4 separate regions of the Homo sapiens genome follow, and regions 1, 2 and 3 are each linked to region 4. Evidence: chromatin contacts called from ENCODE Hi-C or POLR2A ChIA-PET data. All regions are on one chromosome and are shown on one strand. Each heading gives the region's core, a stretch centred on a gene start or an enhancer-like site at or near the end of the contact. The rest is flanking DNA. Distances are from core to core; before and after follow the strand shown. Region 1 holds the start of GSS (glutathione synthetase). Region 2 holds the start of PIGU (phosphatidylinositol glycan anchor biosynthesis class U). Region 3 holds the start of DYNLRB1 (dynein light chain roadblock-type 1). Region 4 holds the start of CBFA2T2 (CBFA2/RUNX1 partner transcriptional co-repressor 2).

Evidence for each region. A loop is a pair of places that touch in the nucleus more often than their neighbours do. ChIA-PET counts read pairs that join two places held with the same protein, here RNA polymerase II (POLR2A). Pooled maps may share reads with other maps.
Region 1: a loop to region 4 is called in a pooled map, with 7 times the contacts of the local background. The contact joins the promoter of GSS here to the promoter of CBFA2T2 in region 4. A Hi-C loop is called at or near these places in 1 of 37 single-sample maps with no recorded cell type and 1 of 50 pooled maps.
Region 2: a loop to region 4 is called in a pooled map, with 8 times the contacts of the local background. The contact joins the promoter of PIGU here to the promoter of CBFA2T2 in region 4. A Hi-C loop is called at or near these places in 1 of 37 single-sample maps with no recorded cell type and 6 of 50 pooled maps. POLR2A ChIA-PET finds 5 or more read pairs at or near these places in 2 of 52 experiments (activated T-cell and naive thymus-derived CD4-positive, alpha-beta T cell).
Region 3: a pooled map shows a loop between it and region 4 (8-fold over the local background). The contact joins the promoter of DYNLRB1 here to the promoter of CBFA2T2 in region 4. A Hi-C loop is called at or near these places in 1 of 50 pooled maps. POLR2A ChIA-PET finds 5 or more read pairs at or near these places in 2 of 52 experiments (activated CD4-positive, alpha-beta T cell and activated naive CD4-positive, alpha-beta T cell).

The regions. Positions count from the first base shown.
Region 1 is chr20:34,954,201-34,959,496 of GRCh38, reverse strand. It overlaps GSS (glutathione synthetase), which reads left to right and starts at 3,691. Exons shown (of 13, transcript NM_000178.4): 1 at 3,691-3,770. It overlaps MYH7B (myosin heavy chain 7B), which reads right to left and starts at 3,629. Exons shown (of 45, transcript NM_020884.7): 1 at 3,490-3,629; 2 at 1,285-1,399. RefSeq lists enhancers at 3,364-3,543, 3,784-3,883.
Region 2 is chr20:34,674,452-34,680,012 of GRCh38, reverse strand. PIGU (phosphatidylinositol glycan anchor biosynthesis class U) reads left to right here and starts at 2,921. Exons shown (of 12, transcript NM_080476.5): 1 at 2,921-3,057. The coding sequence starts at 2,928. RefSeq lists enhancers at 1,681-2,566, 2,567-3,453 and silencers at 2,852-2,961, 3,202-3,301.
Region 3 is chr20:34,514,178-34,519,848 of GRCh38, reverse strand. DYNLRB1 (dynein light chain roadblock-type 1) reads right to left here and starts at 3,427. Exons shown (of 4, transcript NM_014183.4): 1 at 3,388-3,427. The coding sequence starts at 3,390. RefSeq lists enhancers at 2,896-3,075, 2,742-3,607, 3,996-4,235, 4,346-4,405 and a silencer at 3,426-3,535.
Region 4 is chr20:33,487,405-33,493,144 of GRCh38, reverse strand. CBFA2T2 (CBFA2/RUNX1 partner transcriptional co-repressor 2) reads right to left here and starts at 3,049. Exons shown (of 11, transcript NM_001032999.3): 1 at 2,844-3,049. The coding sequence starts at 2,877. RefSeq lists silencers at 2,730-3,009, 3,020-3,239 and an enhancer at 3,334-3,882.

The sequences.
Region 1 (5,296 bases), core at 2,442-4,941, 1.5 Mb before region 4:
CAAAAAAAAAAAAAAGAAAGAAAGAAAAAAAATAAAATGAGGAAAGTGGGATTCGGAGAGGTGAGATGACTTCTGCACAGTCAGGATTCAAACTCAGGTCTGAGACACCAGAGGCTCAGGGCAAATCATCTCCCTCTGCTCCGGAATCTTCAGCAGGTTCCCTACAGTCCACTACATGGACTCCATCCTTGCCAGGGAGTGAGGATCCAGCAAAGGCCTGGGGCCAAAAAGACCCTGGGCAAGTTCCCCAATCCTATGTGTCTTGATCTGAGATCCCCAAGTGAGCCTGAGAAGGTCTGTGAATTCCTCCACGTAGCTGATGCAAAATTTTATACTAATGGATCTCAGACGAGTCTATAGCCTCAAAAGTAACAAACCACAGACTTGACCTGACTTAGCATGGTTTCTTATTCACCCAATGGAGATACGATTTCTACCTTGAAAGGCTGTGAAGGGATTAAATGAGGTAATTTGTGAGAAGTACTTGAAACATCCTCAGCTTTCATTAAATGTTGGTTTCCTTCTCTTTCTCTCTCCCCAAACTATTTCCATCAGTTAGCAAATATTATTGAGCATCTGCCACGTGGCAGGCACCAGTCAGGTCCTGGGGGTAAAGTGGTGAACAAGACAGACATGGCCCATTTTCATGGGGCTCACATTCTAGCAGAGGGAAACAGCAAACAAATAAAAGCAACAATTTCAGATATGAATAACTGCTATGAAGAAAATACAAGGCCGGGCACGGTGGCTCACGCCTGTAATCCCAGCACTTTGAGAGGCAGAGGCGGACGGATCACAAGGTCAGGAGTTTGAGACCAGCCTGATCAACATGGTGAAACCCTGTCTCTCCTAAAAATACAAAAATTAGCCGGGCATGGTGGCACGTGCCTGTAATCCCAGCTACTCAGGAGACTGAGGCAGGAGAATTGTTTGAACCCAGGAGACAGAGGTTGCAGTGAGCCAAGATCGCACCACTGCACTCCAGCCTGGGCAACAGAGTGAGACTCCATCTCAAAAAAAAGAAAAGGATAACGTGATAGACTTATAGGGTGGGGCAGCCTCCAGGGATGAAACATCTGAATGACCAAAGGAGCCAGTCATGCCAGGATTTTGGAGGAAAGCACCCAGGCAGAGAGTGCAGAAAGGGCAAACGCTCCCTGGAAAGATTCTTAGTCAAGAGTCCTTCACTCCCAGTCCTACCACAAACTGGGTCACCTTGAACAAGTCACGTAACTTCTGAGGCTCAGCTGCCACATCTACAAAATGGGAATAAAGACATCTTACCTGCCACATTGTGAGAGGTTTCAACCAAAGGGCTGTTAAGGTCTGGGATCCTCCCCAAATCTCACCATAGACACCTGATACTCATCACTTGGCACCCGTCTTGGAAGAGGGGAACCTGCACAGAGAACCCTGGGTCATGCTTTTGATTTTTAATTTCATGCTGCACTAGAAATAGCTTCTTTTGTTCCTGGTTGACCCAGGAGCCTCTTCCTGCCACCTGGGGCCTATTCTAGTTAACAGCTGCTTATCCCCTCAGGTACAAAAGCCAACGAGGAAAGGACATCAGGAAACATTGTTCTGGGAATAACCAGACACCTATCTGCCACCATCTCCCCCCATCCCGTGACCACACACGGGAGACTGGAGGACTCAGCCTGTCCTGTAGTCAGATAATGTACATGGTTTATTTAAAGAGTCAAAAGGGGCCGGGCGCAGTGGCTAACGCCTGTAATCCTAGCACTCTGGGAGGCTGGGGCGGGTGGATCACCTGAGCTCAAGAGTTTCAGACCAATCTGGCCAACATGGTGAAACCCTGTCTCTACCAAAAATACAAAAATTAGCCGGGTGTGGTGGTGGACGCCTGTAATCCCAGCTACTTGGGAGGCTGAGGCAGGAGAATTGCTTGAACCTGGGAAGTGGAGGTTGCAGTGAGCTGAGATCGTGCCACTGCACTCCAGCCTGGGCAACAACAACGAAAACTCCGTCTCAAAAAAAAAAAAAAAAAAAAAGAGTCAAAAGGATCTTGGTCCCTGGGTTGGGCCACTGATTTACGATCACTAGGAGTTCTCACTCCTAAATTTCTTTGATCTGTTCGCTTCGCTCCATCTCCACAGCTGCTGCACTGGCTACAGCCTCATGATCTCACATCTTAACTCTCTCTGCTTTCTCTGGCCCATCTCCCCACTTCCAAACCATTTGTCACGCTGTAACCAGTGCCTAACACACAAAACTAACCATGTCCTTCCCCTGCTTAAAGCCCTTAGCTCCTGTTGCTCAGTGGAACTGGCGTCTGAGGCTACCTCTCCAAGCCTAAGCGCCTAAGTCCTGTTGCAACCCTCAGGCCCTTCCTCATTATCCACACCAAACTCCTCAGTGTCTGTAAAACAAGCCGAGCAACCCTCAGAATTATATGCCTTCGCTGCTCGTTTGTTTTGTTTTTAGGACAGGGTCTCACGCTGTCACCCAGGCAGGAGTGCTGCAGCGTGATCTCAGCTCACAGCAGCCTCCGTCTCCGGGGCTCAAGAATTCTCACGCCGCAGCCTCCCGAGTAGCTGGGATTACAGGCACGGGCCAACACACCCGGCTAATTCTTGTATTTCTAGTAGAGACGGGGTTTCGCCATGTTGCCCAGCCTGGTCTCCAACTCCTGAGCTCAAGTAATCCACCTGCCTCGGCCTCTCAAAGTGCTGGGATTACAGGTCTGAGCCACTGCACCCAGCCAGCCTTTGCTGCTTTTGTTCCTGCAATTTGGAACACTGTCCCCATCCCAGCCTCTCACCTCTACCCCTACCTCCTTCACTACCTATACCTTCCTATCCATCCTTCAAGACCCCAAAAACCATCCCTGATTCCTTCAGAAAGGCAGTTTATTGCCTATCTTATCAGACTGAAAGCAGTGGCTGTGTCTTATTTATGGTTAATTCCCTAGAAGCTGGACTGATACATTCCATTTAACTAAAATTCGTATCAGGTGCTTCGGACTGCAGACAAGCCTATCACAACCCAGAAGGAAGAAACAGGGAAGGCACCTGGGGGCTGCCAAGCAATGAGGTGGGGGGTAGGAATCATGAATCCGCATATTTTTAAAAACTGCCCCAGATCCTGATGTAAACGGTACAAGAGAGTCTGAGAAACACAGGGCTCCCCTCAAACAGTCCTGACTTCAGCATTCCTGGAAAAATGAAAATCCTTTCCTTTTGCCTCTAATGCTTTCCCTGCTGGTATCCCAGGTTAAAAAAAAATAGATAAAATCAGGGGGATTTTTCTGGGACTTGGCTGGGCTGGGAAACAAGCCTGGGTTCTAATACAGGCTCAGCCCCTGACGTACTATGGGCCCCTGCCCCTCCTTGGGGCCTCCATTACCACGGCCACCCCCACCCTTATCAATTGTGTGCCCCTGAGGTAGTGACTGTCCCGCTCTGAGCATTAGTTTCCCCATCTTCCACTAGTCGTCGTCAGCTCTGACGCTCTATGAGCTATGCATACCCGTAGCTCCCCGCCGACCCCGATGGTCCCCTCCCCTCCTTCCCAAGGTCCATCCGCCAGGGTGCAGCCGACGCACTCCTAATGCTAAGGCCGCCCTCTCATCGACCGCCCCTTCCTGGCCTCGACTCAGCGCCAAAGGTATGGGTCTCTGCCCCGCCTGCTCTTTAAGCCTAGCCGGGGCGGTCAGCGCAAGCGCACTGGGTCGCATCGAGGCCCCGCCCCCTGAGCCTGGGTAGCGGCGCGAGGGCCGGGAGAACCGTTCGCGGAGGAAAGGCGAACTAGTAGGTTGGGGCGGCCACGGCGGCCGGCATGGGTCACGTTTCCTCGGGAGGAACGATGTGAGGGAGGGGTCTGGCAAGAGATTGGAATTCCGGAGGCCGGGAGACCTTGTGGCTGAAACCCTTCGTAGGAGCGGGGCAACTAGTGTCTAGTGAGGGGGTTGGGCTGGCGCGCACTGATCCCAGACTTTCCGGATCTTCTGCCTTTAGATCGGGCCGGTGTCGGGGCATGTAGGCCAGTGAGACTGGAGCCAGTTAGAGCTACAACGGGGAGCGATTAGGGCCAAACTTTGTCCAGGGTGGAAGCGAGCGGGCCCGTGAAGTGGGGCCAGCCTGGGCAGCCGACCGTGTCGTTGCCTCGGGGCCTTTCCAGGCACTGGCCTAAGTCCTGGCGATAAAGTGCGACCGATTTCCTTGTGGGCGTTTTGAGGCTTTCGGTGATCTGACCCGTCTGTCATTCATTCTTCATTCATTCATGTGATGAATGAATACAGTACTAAGCGCGGCTAATTACTAGGTAGAGAAGTGATCAAGACAAACACTGTTCCTACGGTACAGGGAAAAGTGATGGGCTGTAGAATGTAGAAGCCCGGGGCGGAGAACAGGGACAGCTTCCGGAACGAAATCGCGAGCCCAGATCAGGAGTGGTGGCGAGAGTTCCAAAGAGAAGACAGCACGTGCCAAGTCCTGGAAGGGGGACAGAGGCCAACATATCCTGGTCACTGAAGACACCTGACTCTGAATCTGTTTCACGCCCAGGGAAGAGATGACAGTGGCCGGGGCTAGGCTACAAACTCTGGAAATGGAGATAAATAAAGGAATTCAAAGTACTATATACTTAGGCAGCAAAATCCATAGGATTTGGGGAGAGTGAGATGTAGGAAACAAGTACTCAAGGCTTGGGTACCTGGGTGGGGTTCATCAGAGAAGAAGCAGATTTGTGGGAGACAACAACAAATTCTATTCTGGTTGTATGGAGACTCGCAGGAAAAAATTGGATATTCTAGTTTGAAGGTAGGAAAGTATTGCTGTGAAGATGTAGATTTGAATGTCATCAGCAAAACATAAATAAAGCCAAGGGAGGGTTGAGGCTGTAGAATGAGAAAAACAAAGGGCCCACTTAGCACCTTCATCTGATTTCTTTTCTTTCTTTCTTTTTTTCTTTTTTTTTTTTTTTGACAGAGCTTTGCTCTTGTTGCCCAGGCTGGAGTGCAATGGCACGATCTCGGCTCACTACAACCTCCACCTCCTGGGTTCAAGCTATTCTCCTGCCTCAGCCTCCCAAGTAGCTCGGATTACAGGCATGCGCCACCAGGCCCGGCTAATTTTGTATTTTTAGTAGAGATGGGGTTTCTCCATGTTGGTGAGGCTGGTCTCGAACTCCCGACCTCGGGTGATCCGCCTGCCTCGGCCTCACAAAGTGCTGGGATTACACGAGTGAGCCACCACACCTGGCCCATGGTGATTATCTTTATGTCTTATCCTCCTCCATATCCCCAGTACCTAGTCAAGGGAGTGGCATTAAATGC
Region 2 (5,561 bases), core at 1,672-4,171, 1.2 Mb before region 4:
ACCATGCCTGGGTAATTCTTATGTTTTCTGTAGAGACAGGTTTCACCATGTTGCCCAGGCTGGTCTCAAACTCCTGGGCTCAAGCAATCCTCCCGCCATGGCCTCTCAAAGTGCTGAGATTACAGGCGTGAGCCACTGCGCCTGGCCCACTCCCCCTTTTCTTTCTCTCATTAAGGTTTGTGATTTTTTTTTTTTTTTTTTGAGACGGAGTCTTGCTCTGTCGCCCAGGCTGGAGTTATGGTTTGTGATTTTACTTATGTTATTCTTTAACTATTTTATCTCTTCAACTGCTTTCCAAGTTACATAAGGGCAAAGGCAGATGGTGCCATTTTGTCACTGCAATATTCCCCAACACCCAATAGAGGGCTTGTGGGAATATAGAGATGTTTGAAAAATGTACACCTGTTCACATCATTTCTGGTTTAAAATTCTCCAATGGCATATGGATTGCACTTTGAATAAAGCCCAAATTCTCAAGCATGGCCAATAGGTCCCTACCTGATTGCCCCCCGTCTCTCCATCCACAGCTTCTTCTATTCTCTCCACTTGAGCCATACTTGTTTTCTTTCTGATCCTCAAACATACCTTGCTCTTTCCCCACTCAGTCCGTTCCTTCTGCTTGGAGGCTCTGATTAATTTCTCATCCTTTAGGTCTCAGCTCAAATATCACCTCTTTCTAGAGTCTTCCCTGATCACCTTGTCTAGTGTTACCACCCTTATTATTACACCAGCAGTTATTCTCAGTCATACACTGTTTCGTTTTCTTTCTTCTCTCTCTTTCTTTTTTTGAGACAGAGTCTGGCTCTGTCGCCCAGGCTGGAGTGCAATGGCGCTATCTTGGCTCGCTGTAGCCTCCGCCTCCCAGGTTCAAGTGATTCTCTTGCCTCAGCCTCCTGAGTAGCTGGGACTGCAGGCACAGGCCACCATGCCTGGCTAATTTTTGTAATTTTAATAGAGACGAGGTTTCACCATGTTGGGCAGGCTGGTTTCAAACTCCTGACCTCAAGTGATCCGGCTGCTTCGGCCTTCCAAAGTGCTGGGATTACAGGCGTGAGCCACTGCGTCCAGCCTGTTTCCTTTTCTTCACAAATATGAAATTTCCTTGCACATTTAATATTATTATTGCTAATATTTAAGCACTTACTATACATTAATTAATGAAGTGTGCTGCTTAATGCTTATCAATGGGCTCTCCAAACCCCAAACCCCTGATTTGTAGTGTTTGCTGATTCCTGTGGTGTAAACACTCGCATTGGGAGGGATTTTCAATCTATCAACCTGAGGAAACTGAACACCACCATTTGGGAAGAGAAAGAGATAGTATTTGCTGTACTGATACAGCGGTGGTAAATAATCTCAAAAGCACATATAAAAAAAAGTGTAGTAAAATAATTAGAAAGTGACGTGTTGAATATGTATTCCGTTGTTTTCAATATAAGTTATTTAACTGTAGGTTTATATGTCTTAATTTTCAAAAATGCCTGTGTTTAAAAGCGACTGGCAAAATTTCTAAGCCTTCCGGCCAGGCACGATGACACAAGCCTGTAATCCCAGCACTTTGGGAGGCCGAGGCAGGCAGGTGGATCGCCTGAAGTCTGGAGTTCGAGACCAGCCTGACCAACATAGAGAAACCCTGTCTCTACTAAAATTACAAAAAATTAGCCGGGCGTGATGGCGCATGCATGTAATCCCAGCTACTCGGGAGGCTGAGGCAGGAGAATCGCTTGAACCTGGGAGTCGGAGGTTGCAGTGAGCTGAGATCGCGCCATTGCACTCCAACCCGGGCAATAAGAGCGAAACTCCGTTTCCAAAACAAAAAAAAAATTTCTAAGCCTTCCTCAACTGTCCCTAGTTAGCCTATAATCAGCACATTTTTCAGCACACAAGGGTTAAGCGACTTGTTGAACTAGCTAATAAATCAGTCTACTACTCCAAAACGCATCTGTAGAACCTAACATAGTGCCTGGAAAATAGTTGGCGTTTAACAAACAACTGCCAGAATAAATTTTTTAAAAAATACACATTTAACACTCTTTAAAAACATAAAAGGTACCAGCCTGGGCAACATGGCGAAACCCCGTCTCTACTAAAAGTACAAAAACTTAGCCGGGTGTGGTGGCGCGCACCTGTGGTCCCAGCTACTCTGGAGCCCGGGAGGTCCAGGCTGCAGTGAGCTGAGATTGCGCCACTGCACTCCAGCCTGGGCGACGGCACTGAGACCCTGTCTCAAAAACAAAAAACATAAACATTTTGGGCAGGGTGCGGTGGCTCACGCCTGTAATCCCAGCATTTTGGGAAGCCGAGGCGGGCGGATCACCTGAGGTCAGGAGTTCGAGACCAACCTGGCCAACATGGTGAAACCCCATCTCTACTAAAAATACAAAAAAAAAAAAAAAAAAAAAATAGCCGCGCGTGGTGGTGGGCGCCTGTCATCCCAGCTACCCAGGAGGCGGAAGTTGCAGTGAGCCAAGATCGCGCCACTGCACTCCAGCCGGACGACAGAGCGAGACTCCGTCTCAAAAAAAATAAAAATAAAAATAAAAATAAACATTTTGGCATTGAAAACATACACGCAAGAGTGAATTTAACATCTGTTTAAAAGTCTCTCACAATCCCAGGAAGGCGACTACTTCCGCTTCTACTTTCAGCAGCGTTTCAGCCCCGCTATAGCGGCGCGGCTTCACAAAACACCTGCGATCGTAGAAGGTTTCGCCCCACCTTCTGCATACGCAGCTTGAGGCGCCCGCTTTCCGTCGCTCCGGCCCGCCTCGCCGCAAGGCTTTCTGGGAGCCGTAGTCCCCACGTCTGGCCTCTCCGGCGCCAGCGGCAGCGCGCGCCCACCCGCGGAACTACAGAGCGTGGCGCACAGCGCGCGAGGCTCCTCCGCCTCGCCTTCCCTCCCCGCCCGCGCGCCCGCCCCAGTTATCATGGCGGCTCCCTTGGTCCTGGTGCTGGTGGTGGCTGTGACAGTGCGGGCGGCCTTGTTCCGCTCCAGTCTGGCCGAGTTCATTTCCGAGCGGGTGGAGGTGGTGTCCCCACTGAGCTCTTGGAAGAGAGGTGAGGCCACTGGCTCGAGCAGACTGTCAGGCCCCACCTGCCCTCCCGCGGCCTCTGTGAATGGGAGGCGGGGGCAGTGACCGCCAGCGCGCGGTTCCTAGAGAACTAACTGACTGTCTCGTGGGGTTCTTGGAGAGGGCGGGGCCTGAGGGCGGGGCTGGTGAGGGGAGGGGGCGTGGGGACCGGGGCGTGGGGACAGTGTCGTGAGGTTTGGGCCCTGGGGGCCGGACCACCTAGTGGTGGGGATCTGAGGGGGCGTGTCCCATTCAGTGTCCTGAGCCGAGGAGTGTGGTCTGTGGGAAGGGTTGGAATAAGAGGAGGAGGTGCTTGTGGAGCGCGGCTTGCAGAGGAGTTTGGGATTTGGGGCGGGATCGCCAGGGGTGCTCCCTGGGATAAAAGGTTATGTGTGAGGGGGTCCGGGATGAGGGGACCAATTTTGCTTAAGCGAGGAGAGTGTGCGTGTGCTTTAGACGTCTCTTCTCAGTCTGGGACTTGCAGGGCAATTTTTGTTACTGTTCCTTACTAAGTTCTTCACCGAACATTGTTTTATACTAACGCCTACAGCGAGAAAGCGAAGTTGGCCTGAAGTAGCTGCACAGGCTAGTGAGGGAGACAAATCGTTATAATAATTCATGAAAAGTATACTTTATGTGTCCACCCAGTTCCTTCCTTAGTATTCTGACCCTGAATAAACTATCCCCTACCTTTCCAGTTTTCCAGAATGTGGGATTTGAGCTGACTCTTGAAGGATGTAGGGTTTTGAAAGGGAGATTAGAGAAAAGGAGAGTTCCAGGTAGCAGAAAGTAAATAGGATGAAGAAACGTTCAAGGATGTGAAATGTCCAAAGCAGGGGAGTAATGGGGTGGAAGCTAGGTTTAGGCCAGAGTTTGATGATTAAAAAAAAACAAACAACTTTTTTTTTTTTTTTTTTACTGAAGTACAGTATACATACAATGCATATTAAGTAAGTGTAGAGTTCAATGAATTTTTAAAAACTGTATTCACTCATGTAGCCAGCACCTAGTTCAAGAAACAGTATCAGCACCCCAGAAGTCCCCTTTGTGTCCTTTAAATGCTAAAGTTTTTTTGTTTTTGTTTTTGTTTTTTGTTTAGAGACAGGGTCTTTCTATGTTGCCCAGGCTGGTCTGGAACTCCTGGACTCAAGCAGTCTCACTTGGCCTCCCAAAGTGCTGGGATTTCAGGCGTGAGCCATGGCACCTGGCCAAGGCTAACGTTTTGATGTTATCCCATAGAATGTTGGTATGGGGAACGGCATAATGAATGGGTGTTTTATGAATAGAGTTAAGGTTTCTAAAAATGGTAACATATACCTTTTCTCATTTAGTCCTCACATTTATTTCTATGTGATAGATGGTGTTATTTTCCCCCTTTTACAGATGAGGGAACTGAAATTTAGAGAAGTTAATTTGCCCAGGTTTCCTAGTTGGGGAATGGTAATAAAGATAGTAATAATTCATGTCTGAGATTGTAAGAGCTTGGATTTGTTACCTCTGCGTATTATTTTTCTGTTGAAATGAATCGAAGCCATTTGGTTCCTGTTTTCTTCTGGATAACTGAAAACCTGAGGCAGTATTAGGCCCTTCTTCCTCTACACCCTACTAAGAGCATTTCTTATCTCATAATTACCTGTTTATATCCGGTTTTTCCACATTTTCTCTCTCTCTCTTTTTTTTTTTTTTTTTTTTTGAGATGGAGTTTCACTCTCATTGCCCTAGCTGGAGTGCAATGGTGCGATCTCGGCTCACCATAACCTCCGCCCCCTGGGTTCAAGCAATTCTTCTGCCTCAGCCTCCTGGGCAGCTGGGATTACAGGCATGCACCACCATGCCTGGCTAATTTTGTATTTTTAGTAGAGACAGGGGTTCTCCATGTTGGTCAGGCTGGTCTTGAACTCCCGACCTCAGGTGATCTGCCTTCCTCGGCCTCCCAAAGTGCTGGGATTACAGGTGTGAGCCGCCATGCCTGGCCTCTTTTTTTTTTTTTTTTTCTTCAAGAGACAGGGTCTCACTCTGACACTCAGGCTGGAGTGCAGTGATAATGGGTCACTGCAGCCTTGACCTCTCGGGCTCAGGACATCCTCCCTCCTCAGCCTCCCAAGTAGTTGGTAGCTGGGACTACAGGCATGTACCACCAACCCTACTTGTTATTATTATTATTTTTTTGTATTTTTTGTAGAGATGGGGTTTCACCATGTTGCTTAGGCTGGTCTCAAACTCCTGGGCTCAAGTGATCCGCCCATCTGGGTCTCTCAAAGTGCTGGGATTACAGGCATAAGCTACCACACCTGGCCTTTTCCACTATATTATGAGCTCCTTGAAGGATTCTGTTTTATTCATTCCTGAATTCTTTTATGTCTGGCATACAGTAGGTGTGTAGTTACTGTTGAATAAATGTGGAAGAGAAGAAAGCATAGGATCTGGTTACTTACAGGAGGTTACTTACAGGATGGACAGGTGAAGGATCCAAAGATGAGACAGTGTTGT
Region 3 (5,671 bases), core at 2,178-4,677, 1.0 Mb before region 4:
TATAGATGATTTTTATATCATTATTCTAAAGGTCAGTTTCCACCTAAAATGTAAAATATGCAAGCCAAAAGTGCCACTTGTAGAAATCTATCCTACATAACCACTAGCATGAGTGCAAAAAAGACAAGAACAGTTACTGCAGCAGTGTCTGGAATAAAAAAACTATACACCACCTAAATGTACATATGGGACTAGGATACGATACAGACCTTAAAAAGAATGAAGTGGACCTGCATATAATAACACAGAAAAATGTGTGATATTTTTAAGTGAACAGAACAAGTTGCAGAATAAGATATATACATATATATCTTAAAGTCAACTTCTGTTTTCTCTTATTTTTTTCTCACCCAGGGTGGAGTGCAGTGGTGCAGTCACGGCTCACTGTAGCCTTGACCTCCTGGGCTCAGGCGATCTCTCCACTTCAGCCTTAAAGTAAAGTTAACATATACAAATATATATATATTCCAGTTTCATCTAATAAACAGCTTATACATAAATGTGCTTATGCACCAAACACATCTGGAAGGAAACACACCCAACTGCCAACAGAAGTTGCCACGGGGTAGTAAGATGGGGACCACATAAACTTTCTATATTATATCCTCTGGTACTGCTTCAAATTGTTAACATACATGGTGGTTTACGCCCATAATCCCAGCATTTTTGGAGGCGGAGGTGGGCGGATCACCTGAGGTCATGAGTTTGAGACCAGCCTGGTCAACATGGTGAAACCCTGTCTCTACTAAAAATAGAAAAAAAACCCTGTCTCTACCAAAAATAGAAAAATTAGCCAGGCATGGTGGCATGCTCCTGCAGTCCCAGCTACTCCGGAGGCTGAGGCAGGAGAATCACTCGAACCCGGGAGGCAGAGGTTGCAGTGAGCTCAGATCACACCACTGCACTCCAGCCTGGGCGAAAGGGCAAGACTCTGTTTCAAAAGAAAAAAAAAAAAAGTTAAACTAGGCATCTAAATTTGCATTGCTTTTATGAGTATAACCACGGAGTAGCATAATACAGGTTCTAGAAAGCTACAGTTTAAGTAAGAAAAAGGGGGGCCATATAAGTGCTTGTATAGATGCATAAGAAACTAACAGCTGGGTGTGGTGGCTCACGCCTGTAATCCTAACACTTTGGGAGGCCAACGTGGGTGAATCACTTGAGCCCAGGAGTTCAAGACCAGCCTGGGCAACATGGCAAAACCCCAACTCTACAAAAAAAAAATACAAAAAAATTAGCAGGGTGTGGTGGCGTGCACCAGTAGTCCCAGATACTTGGGGAATTAAGGCAGGAGGATCACTTGAGCCCAGGAGGGTCAAGTTTGCAAGAAAAAAAAAAAAAGAAACTAACAATGGTTGTTTCTAAAGGAGGAGAGACTGAGACTGGGGGTTAGGAGAGTGGGAATTTTATTTTTCACTTAGATCCTTTTACATCATTTATTTTTTTACTGTGTGCAAGTATTACCTGTAAACAATCCTAAAATTCGTATGGAACCACAAAAGACTCAGAAAAGCCAAAAGAAGCCTGGACGAAAAGAACAAAGCTTGAGGTATCACACTACCTGATTTCAAAATATACCAGAAAGGTATAGTAACCAAAAGAGCATGGTATTGGTATAAAACACAGACCAATGGAATAGAATAGAGGACCCAGAAATAAATCCACTTATTTACGGCCAACTGATTTTCGACAAAGGCATCGAAAAAACAAAACAAAACAAAAACAACAACAAAAACGAAAAAAAAAACCTACCATAAATCAGCAATACCACTACTGGGTATTTATTCAAAGGAACGGAAATTAGTACATCAAAGGCATCCCTACATCCTCATGTTCATATTGCAGCACTATTCATAATAGCTAAATTATGGAATTAGCGTCCATCAATAGGTAAATGGATAAAGAAAATGTGGGCCAGGCGTGGTGGCTCACGCCTGTAATCCCAGCACTTTGGGAGGCTGAGGCGAGCAGATCACGAGGTCAGGAGATCGAGACCACCGTGTTGAGGCGGACTAACACGGTGAAACCCCGTCTCTACTAAAAATACAAAAAATTAGCTGGGCGTGGTGGTGGGCGCCTGTAGTCCCAGCTACTCGGGAGGCTGAGGCGGGAGAATCACTTGAACCTGGGAGGCGGAGGTGGCAGTGAACTAAGATGGTGCCACTGCACTCCAGCCTGAGCGACAGAGACACACTCCATCTCAAAAAAAAAAAAAAAAAAAGAAATAATGAATGTTTAAGGTGATGGATATTCTATAATAAATATAGCCTGATTTGATCATTACACATCATATGCATGTATCAAAATATTACATGTATATCTACAACATAAATGTGTACAACTATTATATATCAATTTTTTTTACAGCTTAAGAAGTGATGTGAAAAATGAAGTTATACATATTTGAAGCATTATTACATGTTTGTAATGATGTGGAGATATTGTGGTGTAATAATGAAAAACACAGAACCCACAATTGCACATTCAATAGGGGCTAAACTGTATAAACCAAAAACAAGCAAAAAAGACTAGAAGTCATATGACTACTGTAAGTGGTTGCCTCTAGGTGATGACACGGTTTCTTTTTTCAATTTTTTTATTACAAGCTCTAGATTTCTAAATAAGATTTTTGAAAAAGTAATATATTCACATGGCTTAAAATTTGAAACTTTTTCAAATTTTGCCCAAGCTGTGAGGATTACAAACACAAAACCTGTAACGGCGTTGAGAACCCACAGCTGCAGCAAGCAAGGTAGAAAGCAAGCTTTGGGATCCCCAAGAGCAGACCCCGCCCGTTCCTGACTCTGGCACCCAGTCCCAGCGGCTAGAAAGAACCACGCCGACAGAGTGGCGGCCGTCAAGCTTCTAGGGTTCAAATCCATCTCCACTATTTCCTGGGGCAAAGCACTTGGCTTCTCGGGGCGCTGAATAACAGATATGTATAACAAAATGGGACTAAAGATTGTATCTACCTCACAGAGCTGGGAGGAGGCGGAGGAAATACAAGATACATAAAGTGCTTGGCAGAGCCTGCCACAAACTGAGCTCCCGGGAAACGTTGCCAGGGTTGCCATCGCGCACCAAGGCCCCAAAACTCTAGGCTGCAGGGCCGCCGCCCACCCCTCGCCCATCATCTCTTCCTGGCCGAGGCTGGGCTCCCGCTTCCGGTCAAGGGGCAGCGGGATCCGGCGGCCCCGCCTCGGTCAGGCTTTAGAGGCCTCCGCCGCCGGGTTCCACCCTCAAGTCGGCTGGGGCCCGGGCCCGGCCACGCCCAGCCACCACCGATTCCCTGTCCGGAGCTCTGAGATCCCCTCATCCTCGGAAGACTGAAGGCCTGGCGTGGGGTGGTGGGCGGCCGCCAGCCACAAGACCCCGGCGCACGCTCACCATTTCCGACCGATCCGGTAGCCCCGCGTAGCGAACACTTAGCGAGTCCTGTGCCTTTCTGCGCCTGCGCAAAGGTTTCTGTCAAAACGGACAGCTCTAGCTGCCTATCAGGAGCCAGCGTGAGGCGGGGGCGGGCGAGCCGATCTTGGCTCCGCCAGGATTCTTGGAAAATCTGCTTTCCACTGTGGCAAAGCGAAAAGCTAAGGAGCAGTGCGCTAAGCTGTGGAAAATTCCCAACTCCAGCCGTGCAGAAAAGATGCTGGTTCTGGCTGGACGCGGTGGCTTACGCCTGTAATTCCAGCACTTTGGGAGGCCGAGTCGGAAGGATTGCTTGAGCCCAAGAGTTCGAGACCAGCCTGGGCAACATGGAGAGACCCCTTCTCTACTAAAAAATAAACAAAATTAGCCGGGCGTGGTGGCGCGCTCGTGTAGTTCCAGTTACTCCAGAGGCTGAGGTAGGAGGATCGCCTGACCAGGAGTTCGAGGCTGCAGTGAGCCGAGATTGCGCCACTGCACCCCAGCCTGGGCGACAGAGCAAGAGACCCTGACTAAAACAAAACAAAACAAAAACCATGCTGGTTCTCGGTATCGGAAGAGGCTTTCAGTGCTGGTTCTCGGTATCGGAAGAGGCTTTCAGCTCTCAATGGAGGTCTAAGCTGGTTCTGGAGTCCCTGAGTGGAGCGTGGTGGGAGGGTATGAAGGCAAGTGGGACGGTTGCTGAGACCCGCTTTGCGCCCAGACTGAGCCAGAGAGAGGCCCAGGGCCAAAATGCGCTTCGGGATCGGGCAGGCCTGGGGTGGGGCTGGAGTCAGGTACCTCGAGTCTCCGGGTAAGATGCCGTGCAAGCTCGGAGATGAATTGGTTAGGGCTGGCCTGGGAGTCTTTAGAATCCGAGCTCAGCCCCGCCTCGCGTTACCTAGCAGAAGGCACTTCACATCTGTGTGTTCTGTCTTGTTCTCACCTCTGAAAGGGGGACTCTTCCCAGAGCCCTATGTTGTCCTGTTCCGGCAGGCCGCAAACGTTTCTGGGTCCTCTAGGAGTAAATAACTTCTGTTAAAACATGCTGCCGTTTAGTGAACCCTGTGCCACATTACTGTGCTGAACACGCACATAACGTTATCTCCGGTAGCTTCAGGGAAGTATCGGTAACCTCGATACTTTATAAATGCTGTTTCTCCCAGGCACTGTAGCTTGCTGGATTCAACGATGATCTAACTCCAAAGTTTCATTCCACAGTAGCTGCTCTTCAGTGAGGAAGGATTTGGTTCTCCTTCCAGGAGTGTCTGCATGTTAAGAGGATTGACTTTACTGCGAAGAAACCTAGCAGACACCACCGTAACCAGATCAAAGTTAGTATTACTGGCAAGGGGAGATATTGATGCCGTGTGCCCCGATAAAAATGCGTTAAGGGCACATCACCTCCGAGTCATTTTCCACAAAAACTCCCAGCCTTAAACCATGAGAAAATTTCACTAAATCCAGTGTGAGGGATGTTCTACAAGATACCTGTACCCCGCCCCCGCCCCCCAAAATCTCAAAGTCATGAAAGCAAGGAATGAATGCGGAACTGTCACAGATTAGAGGAGTAAGGAGAAAGAAAAATAACATGGGTGGGAAAATTGGTGAAATCTGAGTAAGGGCTGTAGTTTAGTGTTATTTTTACCAGTGTTAATTTATTAGTTTTGGTAATTCTAGCATGGTTATATGGGATCATAACATTGGAGAAAGCTGGGTGAAGACTGTGCAGGAACTCTTAACCATTTTTGCAACAGCTCTGTAAATGTAAAATTATTTCAAAATAAATTTTTAAAAGGACTGGATCCAAAGGAATTTCTATTGAATGCTGGAAACATTAGGAAAGCATTTAGCAAGGGGAAGAAGTGCTGCAGAGACTGGACCCTAAAACATCCTGGAAGATAAGCACTGGAAGAATCACCACTGTCTTGCCCATGGAGAACCAGACTGAGAGGAGTGAAAGGATTTTAACAGATTACAATCCCAGAAGCAAAAAAGAGAATGGCCAATAGTTCATGTGACAGGAGCCAAAATGAGAATGAAGGAGGAGCTGGAATAGGACCAAGAATGTCCCGGAGTGGCAGGCTTAGAGTTTTGGCCCGGCGCAGTGGCTCACACCTGTAATCTCAGCACTTTGGGAGGCCAAGGTGGGCGGATCACGAGGTCAGGAGTTCGAGACCAGTCTGGCCAACATAGTGAAAGCCCCTCTACTAAAAATACACAAAAAATTAGCCGGGGGTGGTGGTGTGCGCCTGTAACCCCAGCTATT
Region 4 (5,740 bases), core at 1,800-4,299:
GAGATCATGCCATTGCACGCCAGCCTGAGCAACAAGAGTGAAACTCCGTCTCAAAAAAAAAAAAAAAAAAAAAAAACCAAAACTTCAATCAAGGGCGGGTGCAGAGGCTCACACTTGTAATCCCAGAACTTTGGGAGGCTGAGGCGGGCAGATCACTTGAGGTCAGGAGCCCAGCCAAAACATGGTTAAACCCCGTCTCTACAAAAAATACAAAAAAAAATTAGCCAGGCATGGTGGTGAGCACCTGTAATCCCAGCTCCTCAGGAGGCTGAGTACTACACCAAGTGTACTGTCTAGGAATGTAATACAGAATTCTCTTAGAAACACTAAAAAAGGCCAGGCAAAGTGGCTCATGACTTTAATCCCAGCAATTTGGATGGCTGAGGAAGGAGGATTACTCAAGCCCAGGACTTCCGGACTAGCATGGGCAACAAAGCAAGACCCCATCTCTACAAAAAATAAAAAAATTAGCTGGGTGTGGTGGCGCCTGGAGTCCCAGCTACTCAAGTGGCTGAGGCAGGAGAATCACTTGAACCCAGGAGGTTGAGGCTGCTGTGGGCCATGATGACGCCACTGCACTCCAGTCTGGGTGACAGAGAGAGACTGTCTCAAAAAAAGGAAAAAAGAAAACAAAAATGTAGTTACGTAACAGAAGCAAAAGTTGTGCTTTTGGGCATATTTTAAACTAAATACTACACAAAAGAAATTTGGACACAATCTTTTTTTTTTAAGTGAAAGCAAGTTTATTATGGAAGTAAAGAAACAAAGGAAGACTACTTCATAGGCAGAAGAGCCCCCCAATTTTTTCAAATAAAAAGTCCTTTCTGGTCAGGCTTGGTGACTCACGCTCGTAATCCCAGCACTTTGGGAGGCTGAGGTGGGTGAATTACCTGAGGTCAGGGGTTCGAGACCAGCCTGACCAATATGGTGAAACCCTGTCTCTACTAAAAATATAAAAATTAAGGCCGGGCGCAGTGGCTCATGCCTCTAATCCCAGCACTTTGAGAGGCTGAGGCAGATGGATCCCCTGAGTTCAGGAGTTCACGACCAGCCTGGCCAACATGGTAAAACCGTCTCTACTAAAAATGCAAAAAATTAGTCAGGTGTGGTGGCAGGCGCCTGTAATCGCAGCTACTCTGGAGGCTGATGCAGGAGAATCGCTTGAACCTGGGGCGGGGGGAGGTTGCAGTGAGCCGATATTGTACTACTGCACTCCAGCCTGGGCAACAAGAACAAAACTCCGTCTCAAAAAAAATAATAAAATAAAATAAAATAATTGGCCGAGCGTGGTGGCATATGCCTGTAGTCCCAGCTACTCCGGAGGCTGAGACAGGAGAATAGCTTGAACCCAGGAGACGGAGGTTGCAGTGAGCCAAGATCACACCCCTGCACTCCAGTCTGGGCGACAGAGCAAGATTCCGTCTCAAAAAAAAAAAAGCCTTTCATTTTACAGAGATGCTGTACCTTTGCAAGCCTAAAAGAGTAATCACTATCCGCCTCTTTAGTTGGAAATTTCATGAGGAATGGATCAAACCATCAAAAGCAGTAACTGCAAGCTGGGTGTATCTACTTTTTCTATCTTCAATCCAACATTTAATGGGTGCAAAAAAAAAGAAGCGTAAAGCCTCCCTTTCACGTGTTTAAGGACATCAGCTCTGAGACTAGTACTCAGAGTACCTTCTGTTACTCAGTTTCATCCTCTGCAAAATGGGCATCCTCAAATAATGTCTTACTTAGGATGTCATCAAGATTAAACAATTAAAAAAACATGCAAAACATGTTTATCTGTTTCCTCATTTACTATGTCTCTCCCTCTCCTAACTAAACTCAAAACCCCAGTTCGGTCTATCTTGTTTATTGTATTCCCAGGGCCTGGAATGGTATTTTTAAACTTACTATATGATTTAATAAATATTAAGTGAATAGAATGCAAAATGTCTGGTGCTCAAAAAAATGTTGGCTATTATAATTACAATAATGAAAAACAATTAAAATTTTATTGTTCTTATTCAGAGAAGCCACCCCTCCCCCAAGGATCTCACACATCAAGGAGGAACACTAGATAAATACTGGAATGGCTAAATGGAAGTAAGAATAACAATTAGATCATGGAGCAGGACTAACAGACAACAAAACAAAATCTTAACACGGCTAGAGCCTAATTTCGGACTTTTCCGAGTGCGGTGCACACTGGATCAGATTAATAAAGGACGATTACAATAATGACAGTTTTCACAATTGTGTGTGTGCCACGGTCGGTGTCAAGCGTTTTACTGGCCTCACAAAACCCAAGAACCCTGGGGGAGGGAGGGAACCCGCTCCACATCCCCATTTTGCAGATGGGGGAACTGAGGCACCGGGAGAGCCAAGGTCACTACCTAAATGGGGAAGCCTGGATGTGAACCCAGGTAGCCAACTACTGAGCCTGCGCTCAAACAGGCCCTCCGAGGGGCCATTCTCATCTCCTCCAACCCTCAACATCGGGCGGGTGTAGTATTTCCCCAGGAGCCGGACTTCGTGGCCCCAGCGCTGGGACAACAAAATGATTCTTGCCCGCCGGCAAGTCCCATGGACGCCGGCCCGGCCTAAGTTCCGAGGCCGCGGGCCCCACAATTTCCCTCACACCGTGAGCCCCGAGCTCTTCGGGCGGCGCAGGAAGCGACGGGGTGGCCTCAGGAGCCCGGGAAGGCCCGCCCCGCTGCGTGACCTTGGATCCGCCGCCCCGCTTCGGGCCTCAGTTTCCACTCCCGGCCTCGCGCCCGGGGCACTCGGAATCACCGCGCCTGCGGAGCCGCAGGCCCTCACACGCCCCCCTCGGCCGCCCGCATTCACGCCCCACTTACGCTGGAAGGCGGCCGCTCCAGGGACGCCTACCATCGCCGAGCGCCGCCGCCGCGCGCCGCCCGCCTCTACCCGCGACACGGGTCCCTCGCAGGCGCCGCCCGCCTCGACCCGCGGCCCGGGTCCCTCGCAGGCGTCGCCGCGAGATCTGCAGCCGCCGAGCTAACCAGACACCACCACCGCTGCTGTCGCCGTCGCCGCCGCCGCCGCCGCCGTTAGGCCGCGCCCCGCCCCGCCCCCGGCTGGCCCCGCCCCGCCCGCCGGGCACGCCCCCGCCGCGCGCTCTCGCCGCCAGGCCAACGCACGCGGAAGCCCGGCCCCAAGACCAGCTCCCATTAAGCACCGCCCCCTAACCTGACCCGCCCCTTCCGCGGGAACCGACCGCCGAATCCCGGCGCAGCCTGCTTCTCAGACCTGCCCCCTCGGCGTCACGCGCGCCCGTCACGCGCACGGCCCACTTTCTAGCTCCAGACTTCCCGGTGTAGCCAGGGCAGTGGCCCAGGCTCGGGGGCCGAGTGCTAGGGGGAGGGATTACAACGAGTGGCAACGTCTCACCTGAGTTCTCCAGGTACAGGCCTGATGGCTTTTGCGCATGCCTTTGAGCGAGCCCCCTGGCTCAAAGTGTTTTTGGCCTGAAGTATTCTAAATGCCTAAAATTTCATCATCGTAATTTTAATAACTGTTGGCCGGGCGTGGTGGCCCACGCCTGTAATCCTAGTACTTTGGGAGGCCAAAGGAGAGTCACTTGAGCTCAGGAGTTTGAGACTAGCGTCTCTATTAAAAAAATAAATAAATAAAAATAAAAAATAGACCAGGCACGGTGGCTCAGGCCTATAATCCTAACACTTTGGGAGGCCGAGGAGGGTGGATTACCTGAGGTCAGAACTTCGAGGCTAGTCTGGCCAATGTGGCGAAACGCTGTCTCTACTAAAAATACAAAACTTAGAGCCGGGCGCAGTGGCTCAAGCCTGTAATCCTAGCACTTTGGGAGGCCGAGGCGGGAGGATCACGAGGTCAGGAGTTTGAAGACCAGTCTGGCCTATAAGGTGAAACCCTATCTCTACTAAAAAAATAAATAAATAAAAATACAAAAATTAGCCTGGTGCGGTGGCGCGTGCCTTTAGTCCCAGCTACTCGGGAGGCTGGGGCAGGAGAATCACTTGAATCCGGGAGGGGGAGGTTGCAGTGAGCCGAGATCGGAGCCATTGCACTCCAGCCTGAGCAAAAAGAGCAAAACTCCGTATCAAAAAAACAAAACAAGGCCAGGAGCTGTGGCTCACCCCTGTAATCCCAGCACTTTGGGACGCCGAAGCTGGCAGATCACAGCTCAGGATTTGGAGACCAGCCTGACCAACGTGGTGAAACCCCGTCTGTACTAAAAATACAAAAATTAGCTGGACTTGGTTTCACAAGCCTGTAATCCCAGCTAATCAGGAGGCTGAGACAGGAGAATTGCTTGAACCCCGGAGGCGGAGGTTGCACCGAGCCAAGATCACGACACTGCACTCCCACCTGGGTGACAGAGCGAGACTCCCTCTCAAAAAACAAAACAAAACAAAACAAAAAAATTAGCTGGGCGCGGTGGCGGGTGTCCATAATCCCAGCTACTCGGGAGGCTGAGGCAGGAGAGTCGCTTGAACCTGGGAGGCAGAGGTTGCAGTGAACCGAAATCGCGCCACTACACTCTAGCCTGGGCAACAGAGGGAAGCTCCGTCTGAAAAGAAAAGAAAAGAATAAAGACTCTTGTTTCTCAGTATTATTTCAGATATCTCACACCAAGAATATAGAATGCATTTGTATTTTACTTGTGTATTGAAAACAAATTTTAAAAGACAGAATGTAGGCCGGCCGGGTACAGTGGTTTATGCCTCTAATCCCGGCACTTTGGGAGGCCAAGGCAGGTGGATCGCTTGAGTCCAGGAGTTCAAGACTAGCCTGGGTAACACGGGGAAACCGCGCCTGTACAAAAAATACAAAAATTAGCCAGACATGGTGTTGCACACACGCTTGTAGTCTCAGCTACACAGAAGGCTGCGGTGGGAGGATCATATGAGCCAGGGAGTCAGAGGTTTCAGTTACCCCAGATCAGACCAATGTACTCTGGCCTGATCTAACAGATCAGGCGTGAGTAACAGAGTGAGACCCTGTCTCAAAAAAAGAAAAAAAAATGTAGAAATAAGAACATATGTGCATATACCAGCTGGGTATAGTGGTTCACACCTGTAATCCTAGCACTTTGGGAGGCTGAAGTGGGCAGATCACAAAAGGTCAGGAGTTCGAGACCAGCCTGGCCAACATGGTGAAAACCTGTCTCTACTAAAAATACAAAAGTTAGCCAGGAGTGGTGGCGTGTGCCTGTAGTCTCAGCTACTCAGGAGGCTGAGGCAGGAGGATGGCTTGAACTTGGGAGGTGGCAGTTGCAGTGAGCCAAGATCATGCCACTGCACTCCAGCCTGGGCCACAAAGCAAGACTCTGTCTCAAAACAAAACAAAAAAAAAAAAAAGAGAGAGAAGAAAAGAACATATGTGGCCAGGCATGGTGGCTCATGCCTGTAATCCCAGCACTTTGGGAGACTGAGGCAGACAGATCACCTGAGGTTGGGAGTTCGAGACCAGCCTGACCAACATGGAGGAACCCTGTCTCTAGTAAAAATACACAATTTGCTGGGCACATGCCTGTAACACCAGCTACTCAGGAGGCTGAGGCAGGAGAATCACTTAAACCCGGGAGGCAGAGGTTGCAGTGAGCCGAGATTGCGCCATTGCACTTCAGCCTGGGCAACAAGAGCGAAACTTCATCTCAAAAAAAAGAAAAGAACATGCATGTATATATATACTCTTTAAAGTGCCATGAGCACTGATGAAGAAAGCCCTCCCTAGAACGTTTTTGGAAAACACA